Regions from separate parts of the Mus musculus genome. Here regions 2 and 3 are each linked to region 1. Evidence: chromatin contacts called from ENCODE POLR2A ChIA-PET data. All regions are on one chromosome and are shown on one strand. The core of a region is the stretch at or near the end of the contact, and the rest is flanking DNA. Distances in the headings are between cores, read along the strand shown.

Region 1 (4,456 bases), core at 904-3,403:
GCGCCACCACTGCCACCCGGCTACTTTCCTTTTTTTAAAGTCACTTTATATTTATTTCTTTACTGTATGTGACATACACATATGTGGCAACATGCATGTGTAAGTCAGAGGACAGCATGTGGGAGTGTGCTCATCACGTAGACAACAGTCCTCACATGTAGGTCACAAGGCTTGAACTCAGCTTCATCATCCCTGATGGAAAGTGCTGTTACTCACGGAGCCATCTCACCAACTTATTATTATTATTATTATTGTTATTATTATTATTATGTTTTGTTTTAAATGAGGGAGTCAAGTAGCCCAGGTTGGTCTCAAGCTCAGCATATAGCCCCCTGGGACTGACCTTGAATTTACATTTGCCACATCCATTCCTGTGATGCTGAAGAATCCAACCCAGGGCTTTGTTTAGGCTGGGCAAACTCTAGCCACCTGGCCAGGTCTCCAACCCAATTTGCTTAATCCTAAAAATTCCAGGGGATAATTAACTGTGTTCCTCTGCCCTGTATGGGAATGACACTACGCCTTCAGTGTCTCCTGCACCTTGTCTAGGTGTACGCACGCATGTCCACTCTCCACACTCACCTTCTTTATGCTGGAGGGCTTCTTTCCGGATGCCACCCGGACAGCCCTGGCTGACCCCTTTTTATCACTGCTCCGGAGCCCAGCTAGGCTGCTTGGAGGTGGGGTGCTCCAAGAACTCACGGTGGGCAGCAGATCTCGGACAGGGCTATCCTTCAGGACGAAGGTCTCCCGCCGAGGACTGGGTTTCCCTCTGGGGCTGGGCCTTCCAGGGCCTGTACCAGCCCTCTCCCGATCTTTCAGGGCACACTCCTCCAGCTGAGCCGCCAGGCGGTTGGCTTCATCAAGAATCTCTTCCAGCTTCTCTGGGCTGAGCGGGCCCAAGCTAAACCGCACACCCTGGAGGGCGGGAGCTACTTCATTTGGGTTACTCCGATGGGCGAGGCCCCGTCGAAGTGGTTTCTCTGGACTCACTAATACTGTTATGTCTTCTTCCTCATGACTGAAAAACAAATATGGCACCATGCTGGACAACAGCTAGCAGAAGGCATTCCTGTCGGCGAGTCGGGGACAATCCCCAACCCTGACTCCATTTTGGCCATGAGAACTGCTTTTAGGTGAGGAAAACTTAGTTCTACTCCCATTTTCTGAGACAATGTCTCAACTCTATAGCACAGAATGATCTCAAATTCAAAATCCCTCCTGCCTTCTCTCTCTCTCTCTCTGTCTCTCTTTCCCTCTCTCCCTCCCCCTCTCTGCACTCTAGTCTATCCTAGGAGTGTGGGGGTGGTTTGCAGGGCATGCCTCAACATGCCCAGGGACATTCATCTTTCATTTACATTTACCCCTAAATTTCCCTACAGCTTCTCTGTTCTCACCAGCATGTGTTCTAGAGGCCCAATTCTACCAGACTACTGCCATCAGAGGGTACCATACTCTGCTAGATTACCAACCACGGTTCTAGAGGCCCATAAGTTAGCAGTAAAGGGTTACAGATGTATTGCCGGAGGAAAATAATAAATGGATAAATAGGCTGGTACCTGTCAGATGGAGACAGCCCTCCGAAGTCCAAGGTCTCGTCCACAATGAACTTGATATCTGAAGGGATGAGAAGAATAAATGCCAGCTATCAGTTCTTGACAGACAGACTCTCAGGGGCCCGTTCCTCCCTCCATGGCTTCCTTACCCTCTTTCAGATCCTCCATGCTCAGCCAGCATAAGCGAGTCGGCTTAGACCTGAAAGAAAACATGCCTACCTCAGGTGTCTATCATCCTGCCTTAGGGCCCCATCAAGACTCGGAGTGCATTAGCTGGGGTGAAGAGGCATGGTGGTGGTAAAGCAGGATCAGCACGTGTCCCTGAAACTAGTCCGTTATATTAGGGAAAGGTGCAGAAAGCTCGACACCTGATGTGCAATCCGCCAACTTGCGCCCTGGCCTCTCCTCAGTCGGTCAGTCTTCACCTCCATCCTTACTATTATCCGAAATTTCGCTCCCCCCCTACCCCACCCATTTTCCACTCCGCGGCACCACATCCCCGCCACACCTCCAGCGCACACTCGGTTTCCACTCCCCACCTCGCTTCACAGTCTACGCAGGAAGCTTTTCTTCTACAATCTCCCAGTTCCCGGGAAAGGGCTCCCGAGGGGCGGAGCTTCGTTCGAATTTCTTAGGCTCCACCCAGTCCCGCCACAAACGCACAGCGATTGGTGAGTCCAAGGGGGCAGGGCTGAGTCGGGAGCAGTCGGGATGTCAGCCGGAGAAGATTGTCCCTTGGACCAAAGGGCACTTCCCAAAAAGGGTAGGGGGCTACAGCGGAACGGCGGGAGGAGCCGTGAGTGCGCGGTGGCGTGTACCGGAGCGCCTCCTTCTAACCGCGAGTCAGACAAGGGGAGAACTGTCGAACCAATGTAGGCTTGGAGCCCCGCCTCTTCCCCCACCTCCTGGATTCCAGCATCTGAGACTGGGTTTCCTTGCTGGGTTTCTCGCGTACTTGCAGAGACCACCAAATAGACCATCTCTCCAGCACTGGAGCCACAAGATTTCTTCATTTAGCATAAGGCCACTTCTCTGAGATATCTGGCATTTTTTTCTTCCTGCTTCAACCCCAACCCCCAAACGATGAGTATGAGCAGCTATTTAAGAGTTTAAATAAATAACAAAGAAGTCATTCTTCCAGGCAAACAGTAAGTAGTAATAATAATAAAAGATGTCAGAGCTGTGCTCCCTAAGTGCAAAAGGATTACCTATTGCTAAAGATCTTGTTCGTGTGAAGAATTTATTTCTTCGCCAGGATGCTGGAGATGTGTGCACTTTAATGGTGGGCCTGTAAAAGTTCAGCAAATAGCATGGTCTGGCGCATCCTTAGAGCACAGTCACTACCACCTTCTACCCTAGGCTTGCTTCAGGTTGGAAAGAAGCCTTTGCTGTTGTGAATGTTGTTGACTGGCTATGACCAGACCACTCCTCTCCATTCACTGATACACACACACACACACACACACACACCATCTGTTTCTTTTCCCTTTGTTTTTTGCTATTTTCTGAGACAGAGACTAGTGTAGCTCATGCTGGCCTTTGAATTCACCATATAGCCAAGGATGACCTTGAAGTCCCGACCCTCCTGCCCCTACCTCCCAAGTGCTGGGACTAAAGGCCTGTGCCACTCTACTCTAGGACCATCCTCTGAGACATCTGCAAACATCTGCAAGCATCTTCAGGAGTTCTGTTGCGCCTGCTTCGGAAAGACCATCACAGCTGGGCCTGTGGACGGTTTACCTTCCGTCATAGAAGGAGGAGGTGGGACAGAAGGTCACGGGACCTTCACCTGAGTATGCAGCCGTCCCTCTCAACCAGCTGTATGCAATTCTGTCCTAACTGCAGATGGTTTGGGGGAAGGGGCTAGAGGATAGAAGTGGGAAGAGGCAAGGGGAAGTCTCCTTAGGGAAGTCACCAGAGCTGCTTCAAGGTCATCCGTGCCTACACCCCTAACCCACTGCTCTGTAAGTAAGCTTATCTTATCGAGTTCATTGGTTCCTCTGCATAAACTCTGGGTGGGGGATTCCTCCTGTTGTTTGACTTTGGGGAGGTAAGAGAAGGTGTAGACAAGGTGGTTTATGTCTCTCCCAGGGAAGACATTTTAGCAGCAGCCACCAAACCTGGCTTTATCTAACAATTTCAAACCGGTGTTCCCTAAGGACAATAGATTGGCTAATTGTCTTCTCAGTTTTCCCAAGGCTGGCTTGGAAGTAGTAAGGCTTTAGTTGGGTAAGGAGCTAATTTACGACATATGGTAGCTATCATCACGTGGAAGCTGTACTCTCCCAGAACTTCAGTGAGAAAGAGGCAGAGTAGTTTCAGCGTCAAAGTGAAAGTAGATCTCTTTGGTTTGAAGAAAAAAAGCCTTTGGATTTTCCTGAGCCAATCAACATCCCTTTTCTTCTCAAAGGAAAAAAAAAGTGGCCTGATATTCGCCCCCCCCCCCCAAATCCTGAAATATTTTCTCTTTTAAGCTCATTTTTTCCAACCCAGAGTGTCTGGTCATAGATGAGAGAAAATGGGGAAGCTCGCCGCTTACCGGATTCTGGCTTGGGGGGGGGGGGGCTGTGAGCTTAACTTTCTCATTTGTAACATGAAGATTAAAACGAGAGAAATCACTTCTGTTCAGTTCCCGATGCATAGAAGGCTCTCTGCCCTGCCCCCACCCCCACCCCTACCCCCAAACACCCCCTCCTGCTCTTGCTTTCCCTCACTCACTCTCACTCTTGACTAAGATTCACTAACCCAGGACACCACGGGGACAGAAGGCAACCTCAGGCACCAGCAGGGTCCCATGTGCTCATGAGAACCTTTGTCCTCCTGTTGACAATCTCCAGCGCTGATTCTCACAGTTATCCATGTGCAATGCAGTCTTAGGTTGACAAACTTCCCTAGAGCCT
Region 2 (4,782 bases), core at 1,027-3,526, 190 kb before region 1:
TACTTCCCAAGGCTCAGCCAAGGAGCCTGGGAGAAGGGATGGAGAGTGCAGTCTCATGGGCCTTTCAGGAATTAGTATGGGCACAACAAGTGGACACCGCTCACCCTGCGCTGCCCCAAGGGCTACCTGTCTGTTTAAGGAGCACCATGGAAGGCTAGTGCACTGTCATCTCCACAGCACACTTCACCACCTTCTTGCCCTGAGCTATGCCTTAGTCCAAAGCCTCAACTTACATCATTTGAAAGGTGGACACAAGAGGGATACAACGTTCAAAATGTCAACTGGGAGCCATGGCATATGCCTGTACATCTAGAGCCAGGGAAACAGATAGGAGAGCAGAAGTTCAAGGTTCTTGCAAGGTTCTTGCAAGTTCAAGGTTATACGCATATGCATACCAAGTTTGAAATCATGCTGGGATCTAAAAACCCTGCCTCAGCTGGGTGGTGGTGGTTCACAGCTTTAATCCCAGCACCCAGGAGGCAGAGGCAGGCAGGCACATCTCTGTGAGTTCAAGACTAGCAGATCTTGATCTATTCTAAACTCCAGAAAGAGTTCTAGGACAGCCAGGGCTACACAGAAAAACCAAGCCTCAAAAAAGGAAAAGAAAAACAAAAACAAACAAAACAAAAAAACCCTGCCTCAAGGAGGAGGGCAGAGGTGATCACATTCATTATTTTATGTCACACAGAGAGAATTAGTAGACATGAGAGAGACTTATACTGACCATGGGATGCACACCTGCAATCCCAGGACTTGAGAGGCTAAAGCAGGACTACCACCAAACCAAGGCTAGCATGGGCTAAACAGTAAGCACCAGTATAGCCTTGGCTATACAGAGCCTATCTTTAAAACAAACAAACAAACAAACAAACACCAAGAATAAAAACAGGCAACCTTATAGGCAACTCTGAGAACACTGTCCCTATAAACAAACATATGCAGAACAATATACTCTGAAAAGACATGTTCAAAAGCTTTCACCACCTGTAATAAAAACACTAGAAAGTACAACTTACATTCTTTCGAGAAAAGTCTCTTTCTCTTCCCCTGGCCACCTTCCGCTCCTCCTCCAATTTCTTCATTCTCCTCCTCAAACTAGAAATTTTAAAACACGGACATGGCAAATGATTGCAGTGCACGTGATATTCCCTCGAGTCTCCTCCTGCTCGCCCTCTTTGTGGAGTGCTGTGAATTGAACCCACGAGCTCACGATGCTAAACAGATGCTTGACCACTGAGCTACACCTCCTGCACTCTTTTCATCTTTTTTTTTAAAGGCATTTATTATTTATGTGTATTGTGTGCCTACATAAATGTGCCTGCTGTTGCCCATAGAGGCCAAACTAGGTCTAATCGCTGTAGGTTGCCAGATGTGACAGCAAATGCTCCTAAGCACTAAAGCTATCTCTCTACACTTTTTTTTTTTTTTTTTTTGAGACAAAGTGGTCTCACTATGTGCCCGTGTCTGCCTGAACTCACGGAGATCCGCTTGCCTCTGCTCCTGAGTGCTGGGATTAAAGGTGTGCGCCACCACGCCCAGTGACCCTTTTTCATTTTCGAAAGTGAGAAGCTAAAGCAAACTGCACAAAACCACGAAAATTTAGCACCAAAGGGCTCATAAGCCCTAGTCCAATTCTCAAGTCGTGCAAGAAGGCTTTTATTACGGCTGCTAACAACCTTACAACCGTGCGTGTGTAAAGTTCTAACGACCTCAGGTTCTGGGTTTGGTTTTAGCCAATTTAGTTGTCACACTGCTAAGCAAGACTACTGTAAAAACCTGGTAGTTTAAAATCTACTCTCTGCTGTCATCGGAAGCAACTGATAAAGGGCTAAGAACTTTCCTTAACTGGGCTGGACTCTACCTCACAAGAAAACCGATGCCAAAGGAGAATTTGGATCCCAAGCTTCCTGTCTTTAGTTCATCGTTTCTCCGCTATCTTCACTAGTTTTGTCAGCATCTGGGCTGCTGGTTCCGCTTTAATCAGCTTTGATCTCCTATGACCCTCTAGATGTCTTAGTGTCGGGAAGATCCAGGTCAAAGAGAGACCCTTTCTACTCTTCCTTCCCGTCTTGTCCCACGCACTGACTAAGGTAAACCAAAAAAGGAAAACACCGCGGAGCCCCCGGACTCTCGGCGGGAATCCCTAAGGCACAAGCGGGTCAGACTCTGCCTCCGCTAGTGATCCGAAAGGAGTGAGGAACCAGGCTGAGACAGGCGCTCACTCACGGTGGGGTCTTCCTCCTCATCTGCCATGCTAGCTGCTCGCCAGCCTTCTGAACCCGCCCACCGGCGGCTGGCGAGTTTTATAAGATACGTACGTCACTTCCGGCCTGGCCAGCGTTGCGCAGAGAGGCGTGCGCGTTCATTCTCCTACCCAACCCCGGCCTTGGGATTGGCTGGAAGTCAGTGACGTGCTCTTACGTGTGGAATCCTGAAGGAGGAATTAAAAATTACAAAGAAGCCAGGCGTGGTATACTACGCCGGGAAATCTCTGCACTTGGCAGGCAGAGGCAAGAGGGCTTCGAGTTCGAGATCAGCTCAAGTTTCATGAGCCCATGTCTCAGAAAACATAAGTGATAAATTTGTGCATACTTACGGAGGCTCACAAATGCCTGTAAAAATAGGATGACTTTTTGCCTCTGGGGCTGATCCACTCAAGTACACAAGCCCCATGATATTATATATAGTATCTATATTATTATATAATTATATATCTACTTTCTTTTATGTAAATAGGTGTTTTGCCGGCAAGTATGTGTACCATGTGTGTGCAGCACCAAAGAAGCCAAAATAGAGCAACCGATTTCCTGGAACTAGAGATAGACGATTGTGAACCGCTATATAGGGGCTAGGAATCAAACTCAAGTCTCTTGAAAAGCAGCCAATACTCTTAACCACGGAGCAATCTTTCCTGCCTCCGTTAATACGCAATATATATATGTAGTTTGGGTTGGAAGGTTGTTTTGCGCTTTTTTTTTTTTTTTTTTTTGGTTTTTTCAAGACAGGGTATCTCTGTGTAGCCCTGGCTATCCTGGAACTCACTCTGTAGATCAGGCCGGCCTCGTTCTCAGAAATCCGCTTGCCTCTGCCTCCCAAGTGGTGGGACTAAAGGCGTGCGCCACCACTGCCCGGCCGTTTTTTGCTTCTTCTTCTTTTTTTTTTTTTTAAATTACAAAAGATGTGCTAGAGAAATGGTTCAGTCAATAAAAGCTCTAGCGGAATAAGCCTAAGGCTCAGGTTCAATCCCTGGGACCTGTATAAAAAGTGAAAGGTGAGAAGACAGAGTCTGCAAGGTTGTCCTCTGGCTTCCATACACAATAATAAGAAAATATTTTAAAATTATGAAAGAGCTAAGTGTAGTGGCACTCGCCTTTAATCCCTGCCTTGGGAGGCAGAAGCCAGAAGATCTCTTTGAGTTAGAGGCCAGCCAGGGCTACATAGTCAAAACAAGAAAACCAAAGCTCGGCAGTGGTGGTCCATGCTTTTTGTCCCAGCACTTGGGAGGCAGAGGCAGGCGGATTTCTGAGTTCAAGGCCAGCCTGGTCTACAGAGTGAGTTCTAGGACAGCCAAGGCTACACAGAGAAACCCTGTCTCGAAAAACCAAACCAAACAAACAAATAAACAAAAAGCAGAGACATTAAATATATCAGAAAGATGGCAACACAGAAAAGGTGGAAATAGGGCATAAATAAATATGTATAAATATGTATAAGTAAAAAGGAAAGGACTATAGACACTTACGCTATCAGCGTATAAACTATGAAGCATGGATAATTCAACCCTCTTAACTCAAACTCCAAAATGGAAACTGGGAAAAACAAATGAGCAGAACAGGCACAAAGCAGAGTGAACAGCCCTGTGCTTCCTCTACAAGTTTAGCGTGGACTCCGGAGTCTAGTTTAGAGTTGGAGGAAAGATGTCAAATGACAGAAAAAACATCTCATAGCCAGCCATTGCTGAGGGTGGACAGGGCTCAGAGGGCAAGGACCCACAGAAATTAACCAAAATGAGGACCTTTAGAAAACAGAGTAGCAATGGCTGACAATCATTAGCTATACTGTCATTTGCCAATTTTCTCTGGATTGAAATATCCCACACAGGAGGGAGAGAGAGGCTCATGTCTCACATATCTGGAGGACAGAAACACGTGATTTTTGAGAGCCTGACCCCAGCAACTTAAAACAGAGTCATTAACAACTCAGGGAAGGGCTGGTGAGATGGCTCAGTGGGTAAGAGCACCCGACTGCTCTTCCAAAGGTCCAGAGTTCAAATCCCAGCAACCACATGGTGGCTCACAACCATCTGCAACGAGATCTGACTCCCTCTTCTGGAGTGTCTGAAGACAGCTACAGTGTACTTACATGTAATAAATAAATCTTAAAAAAAAAAAAACAACAAAAAAAACAACTCAGGGAGTCACAGCCAGTCCAGCTCCCTGCCAGCGCATACGGAGCGGCAGGGGCGCAGGTTTTGTGCGTTATATCATCTGTGTTGCAGTGGGCTTTGCGGTGATGCAGTTGCTTTTGAGTCATCTCCATCCCTCATATGTGAGCCCTCACCCATTACTGTTAGTAATCCCAACAAAGTTACATCAGGTTACCAGGTAAGCCGTTGGTGCAGTTGTTACTTGGGTTTGTTCTTGGCTCCCTTTCTGACCTAATAGATATGTGTGCCTGCATAAGTGTGTGTGTGTATGTGTGTAAGTTGCCTCCCCAGGAAAAGTGTGCCATATCTTCCTCACAAATTCTGACAGTCCGGTTCTATGTATATGACCACACTCA
Region 3 (4,345 bases), core at 600-3,099, 210 kb before region 1:
ATAACAAACTATTTGACAAACAGAAAGAAACTGCACAATTATGTAACTGCAAACACTGATTAGCACTCTTGCTCTCTTATGATACATTCCTACTACTGATTTTCACAAAAAAAAAAAAAAACCTAGAAAAGTGGCAAGGTGGGAAATAAGTTAAATCTCTCTCTCTCTCTCTCTCTCTCTCTCTCTCACACACACACACACACACACACACACTCAGTAATGGCAGCCCAATTCAAGTTCATGATCTGGTTGTTTGCCTTACATATACTGTTATGGATTATTTCCTTGTCTTTCCCATTTACGTGTTACTTTGTTGTTGGAAGCAATGTTCCTCCCCCTCCTCCAAACCTTAATGCACAATGATTCGTTATATCTCCCACCTAAATAAGACCTCCAGAATGTGCCATATAAAGAAAATTCGACTGCTAGGCGTTTCTCCTTTCTAGTAAAATGCTAACATAACATATGCCAACACTTGAGACCCCCCCCCAAAAAAAAGAAGTGGTATTATCTGTGAAAAAGATTTACAGCCCTTTTAAACCTGTATGTTAATTCCTGTGCCATTAACTTTTTATAGCATTCTATGAACTCTCTACAACAAAGGGGGGAAACTAAGTGTCAGGATTTCAACCGATGAATCTGGGTGGAACAAAGACTTCTCCTCTCATTATGCAGTGAGAACCAAGTTGCCAAAAAAAAAAAAAAAAAAAAAAAGCTCCCCTCAGACGACACCCTTCGTAGTTACTAGCTGCATGTCTGGATGTACAGGGGGGAAATCATCAGGTCAAATACTGCCGCTGCCTACTTGGTTCCTACCCCTTTGCCAAAGGCGTCGTCCCAGAGCTAGAGCCCCAATCTTTTTCTCCCCAATACAGCTAAGCAGCTTAACCCTCTGAGTTCCATAACCTCCGGTGTCTTACGCAGGCGTCCCCGGGAACAAATCACGTTCGAAATTCAGTCGATGCCCCTGTCCCCACCCTCCCAGACCCCACAGGACTGCTCCTAACAGCCACTGGCCTGGCGTCAGAAAGGGCAAACCCGGATCCCCCACAAACCCTCAACCCCGCCACTCCCTACCCATTCGCCGGCCAAGGCGAGCAGGGAAAGGGACCAGCGCGCAGCCCTCAGTCTCGCCCCAGCCCAATAGAGGGGCGAGGCAGATGCAGCCCAGTCAGCCCTCCTCGCGCCCCTCAGCAGCGGCGAGGTGGATACTCCATACCAGGGCGAGGGGCATCGCCCAGCCGCCCGAATCAGACTGGCAAGTAGGGGAAGGTGTGGTCCAGCAGTGGCGGCCTGGATAGATTGCCTGGCGGGTCCCAGGTCCTGTCCCCGAGACACCCGGGCCTCGCCCGCATCCCATCTTCTCGCAGTCGCCACCAAAGCCTACCCAAGACACTCCTCCCGGCTGCGAACGCCGCCCAAGGGGCTGTGGGGTCTGCGCCGCATCAGGCTAGTGACAGGTGGCGACGGGTGACCATGGCAACCCACGGTGCACGGCGGCCCGCCCCCGCCTCCTGGAATCCGCTCACCTGAGAGCTCCGGGCGGAGCCGGCAGAAGCGGTGGAGGAAAACGCGGAGGAGAGGCCGGCGGCCAGAGCCCCGAGACAGCCAATTCCAGTCTAAGGCGCGAGCGCGAGGGCGGCGGTCTGGGCTAAGCAGCCCGCACGTCAATCCATCAGCTCGTCAGCCGGTCCTGCTCGCGTCCGCCCCGATCCCGCCTCCGACCGCTCCGCTCCGCGGACTGCGGTTGTCAAGCGCCGCTGGAACGGAGCTCCAGCCGCCAGCTGCAGCCAATCACTGCTCGTCCCTGGAGCCGCCTCAGGACCCCTCCTCGCGAGGCGGCTAGGCAGGTGCCTGAGCAGAAGAGTCGGCTGGGCCAGCCCAGGAGGGTAGGGCGGGGCCTAGAGGCGGGGCCTAACACGGGGGCGGGCAGAATCTAAGACTGACGCCTGGAGGCTCCTGGCCCTCGCCTTCTCTGCTCTTATGGTTTAGGAGATGACTGTAAGGAGAATGTAGGCCCAGAACCTTCGGGTGACGCTATGTTATGTCCCAAAATAGCGTGGACAGGTGTGGTAGTTTGAATGAGAATTGCCCCCATACTCATGCATTTGAATGCTTGTCCCCAGTTACTGGACTGACAGGAAAAGATAAGGATAGCAGTTCTCAACGTATGGGTCCCAACACCTCCTAGGAGGGTAACATATCATATAATTTCAATTCATAGCAGTAACCAACTGGTCTGAAGTAGCAACGAAAATAATTTTATGGCTGGGGGTGAGGAGGCCACCAAAAGATGAGCAACTGTATTAAAGAGTCGCAGCATTAGGAAGGTTGAGAACCACTGGATTAGGTGTGAACAAGTTGGAAGAGATGTCACTGAGGGTGGTCTTGGAGGTTTCAAGAGCCAGTCCTTTCTGGCTTTTTTTTTTTTTTGTAAGATTTATTTATTATATGTAAGTACACTGTAGCTGTCGCCAGACACCCCAGAAGAGGGCATCAGATCTCACTATGGATGGTTGTGAGCCACCATGTGGTTGTCAGGATTTGAACTCAGGACCTCCAAATAGAGCAGTCAGTGTTCTTAACCGCTGAGCCATCTCTCCAGTCCCAAGCCAGCCTTTTCTTCGTTTTATGTCTGGTGCTTGTGGATCACGTGTAAGCTGTTAGCAACTGCTCCAGCATCAGGCCTCCCTGTCTGCTGGCACATTCACTGCCAAGACCGTCATGAACTAACCCTCTGGAACCCTGAGCTAAAAATTAAATGCTGTCTTTTATAAGTTGCCTTGGTCGTGGTGTTTCATCACATCAATAAAAAAAGTAGCTAGGACAACCTGTCTGACACTTCCAAATGTCTTCTGTGCACTGGGTTTGACTCTTAATTCTACTCCAACGATTAACTAATAAAGCTTAAGTGAAATAAATACTCCTTCCTTGCCCTTTTCCGTACTCCATCTCCCTCCATGAAAACCATCCCCTTCCAGGCTCTCCATGTGTAAAGCTAATCCTATCTTGAAGCACTTAACAAGGCTGCTGTTTTGAACTGCCCTTTTATTTACAGTAGTAACCTCACTCCTACACATTTGTGTAGTAGTATTCCCCCAGATACGTACTGCTCAAGGAGCTGAACCTCCAGGAACCTTAGCATAAAGAATCCAGAACTCAGGAGGCAGAGGTAGACTTATGAGAGATTTACCTGGCCTGGTTTACATAATGAGTTCCAGCCAGCAAAGGCTGGGACCTCAAAAACAAACAGACAAAAAATCCAGTTCAAGATAAATGGCCAGGTGAGTCACAGCATTGTGTATGCACATAACATATCCAATAAATAAATACAATACTTTAAAGACCAAGTATGTTGGTGCATGCCTGTAATTCCAGCAGGATAAAGAGTATTGCAGATTGGAGGCCAGTCTGAGCCCAGCTACATAGTAAGAGTCTGTCTCAAAATAAGATGGGACTGCAGAGATGGGTCTGTGGTTAGTGCTTGCCATGCAGTCATGAAGAACAGGGTTTGGATCATCAGTAGTTATTCAAGGCTGGTGGCCACCTGTAAACCCGGAGCTTCAGAAGCAGAGATGGATCATGGGAGTGAGGGACACAAGCTGACTAACTGTCAAACTCTGTCAAGGAGAAACGTTGCCTTAATGAATAGGATGAAGAGTGATCAGAGTCAAGCACTATCAATTCTGGCTTCATACACATATACACATGCACAGAAGAGGGGGAGAAGAGGAAGGAGGAGGGAGAGGAGGAGGGAGAGGAGGAGAGGGAGGAGGAGGGAAACCCAAAAAGATAAGTCGTAGTTTAAAAGTTGTAGAGAGAACATTTTTAATTTCAGGGAGAAATTAAAATATCTGAACTTCAAAACATCAATTGCCCAGTTCACCTAAATCCTAGAAGAAAATCATATAGTATCTTAGTCACTATTCTATTGCTCTAAAGAGACCACCTGATGAAGGCAAGTGTTATAAGAAAAAGCTTCTAGGGATGGAGAGATGGCTCAGCAGTTAAGAGCACTGACTGCTCTTCCAGAGGTCCTGAGTTCAATTCCCAGCAACCACATGGTGGCTCACAACCATCTGTAATGAGATCTGATGCCTTCTTCTGGTGTGTCTAAAGACAGCTACAATGTACTTACATATAATAAATAAATAAATTAAGAGGAAAAAACCTTTTATCTGGGACTGGCTCACAGTTTCAGAGCTTCAGTCCATTATCAACATGACAAGAAGCAAGACAGCCTACAGGCAGATACTAGAGGAACAGCTGAAAACAGACATCCTGAATTTAGGCCAAGAGACTCTGGGCCTGGCATGGGCTTTTAAAATCTTAAACCCCACCCCCA

What was found. ChIA-PET counts read pairs that join two places held with the same protein, here RNA polymerase II (POLR2A).
Region 2: POLR2A ChIA-PET joins it to region 1 with 13 read pairs in embryonic stem cell. The contact joins the promoter of Taf13 here to the promoter of Psrc1 in region 1. POLR2A ChIA-PET finds 5 or more read pairs at or near these places in 3 of 5 experiments (Patski and embryonic stem cell).
Region 3: POLR2A ChIA-PET joins it to region 1 with 13 read pairs in embryonic stem cell. The contact joins the promoter of Wdr47 here to the promoter of Psrc1 in region 1. POLR2A ChIA-PET finds 5 or more read pairs at or near these places in 2 of 5 experiments (Patski and embryonic stem cell).

The regions. Positions count from the first base shown.
Region 1 is chr3:108,381,535-108,385,990 of GRCm38, reverse strand. Psrc1 (proline/serine-rich coiled-coil 1) reads right to left here and starts at 2,153. Exons shown (of 8, transcript NM_019976.3): 1 at 2,065-2,153; 2 at 1,706-1,755; 3 at 1,560-1,617; 4 at 583-1,021. The coding sequence starts at 1,724. Gm12522 (predicted gene 12522) reads left to right here and starts at 2,250. Exons shown (of 3, transcript NR_040560.1): 1 at 2,250-2,704; 2 at 3,195-3,520.
Region 2 is chr3:108,569,193-108,573,974 of GRCm38, reverse strand. Taf13 (TATA-box binding protein associated factor 13) reads right to left here and starts at 2,276. Exons shown (of 4, transcript NM_025444.2): 1 at 2,227-2,276; 2 at 1,017-1,095. The coding sequence starts at 2,253.
Region 3 is chr3:108,588,782-108,593,126 of GRCm38, reverse strand. It overlaps Wdr47 (WD repeat domain 47), which reads right to left and starts at 1,849. Exons shown (of 15, transcript NM_181400.3): 1 at 1,530-1,849.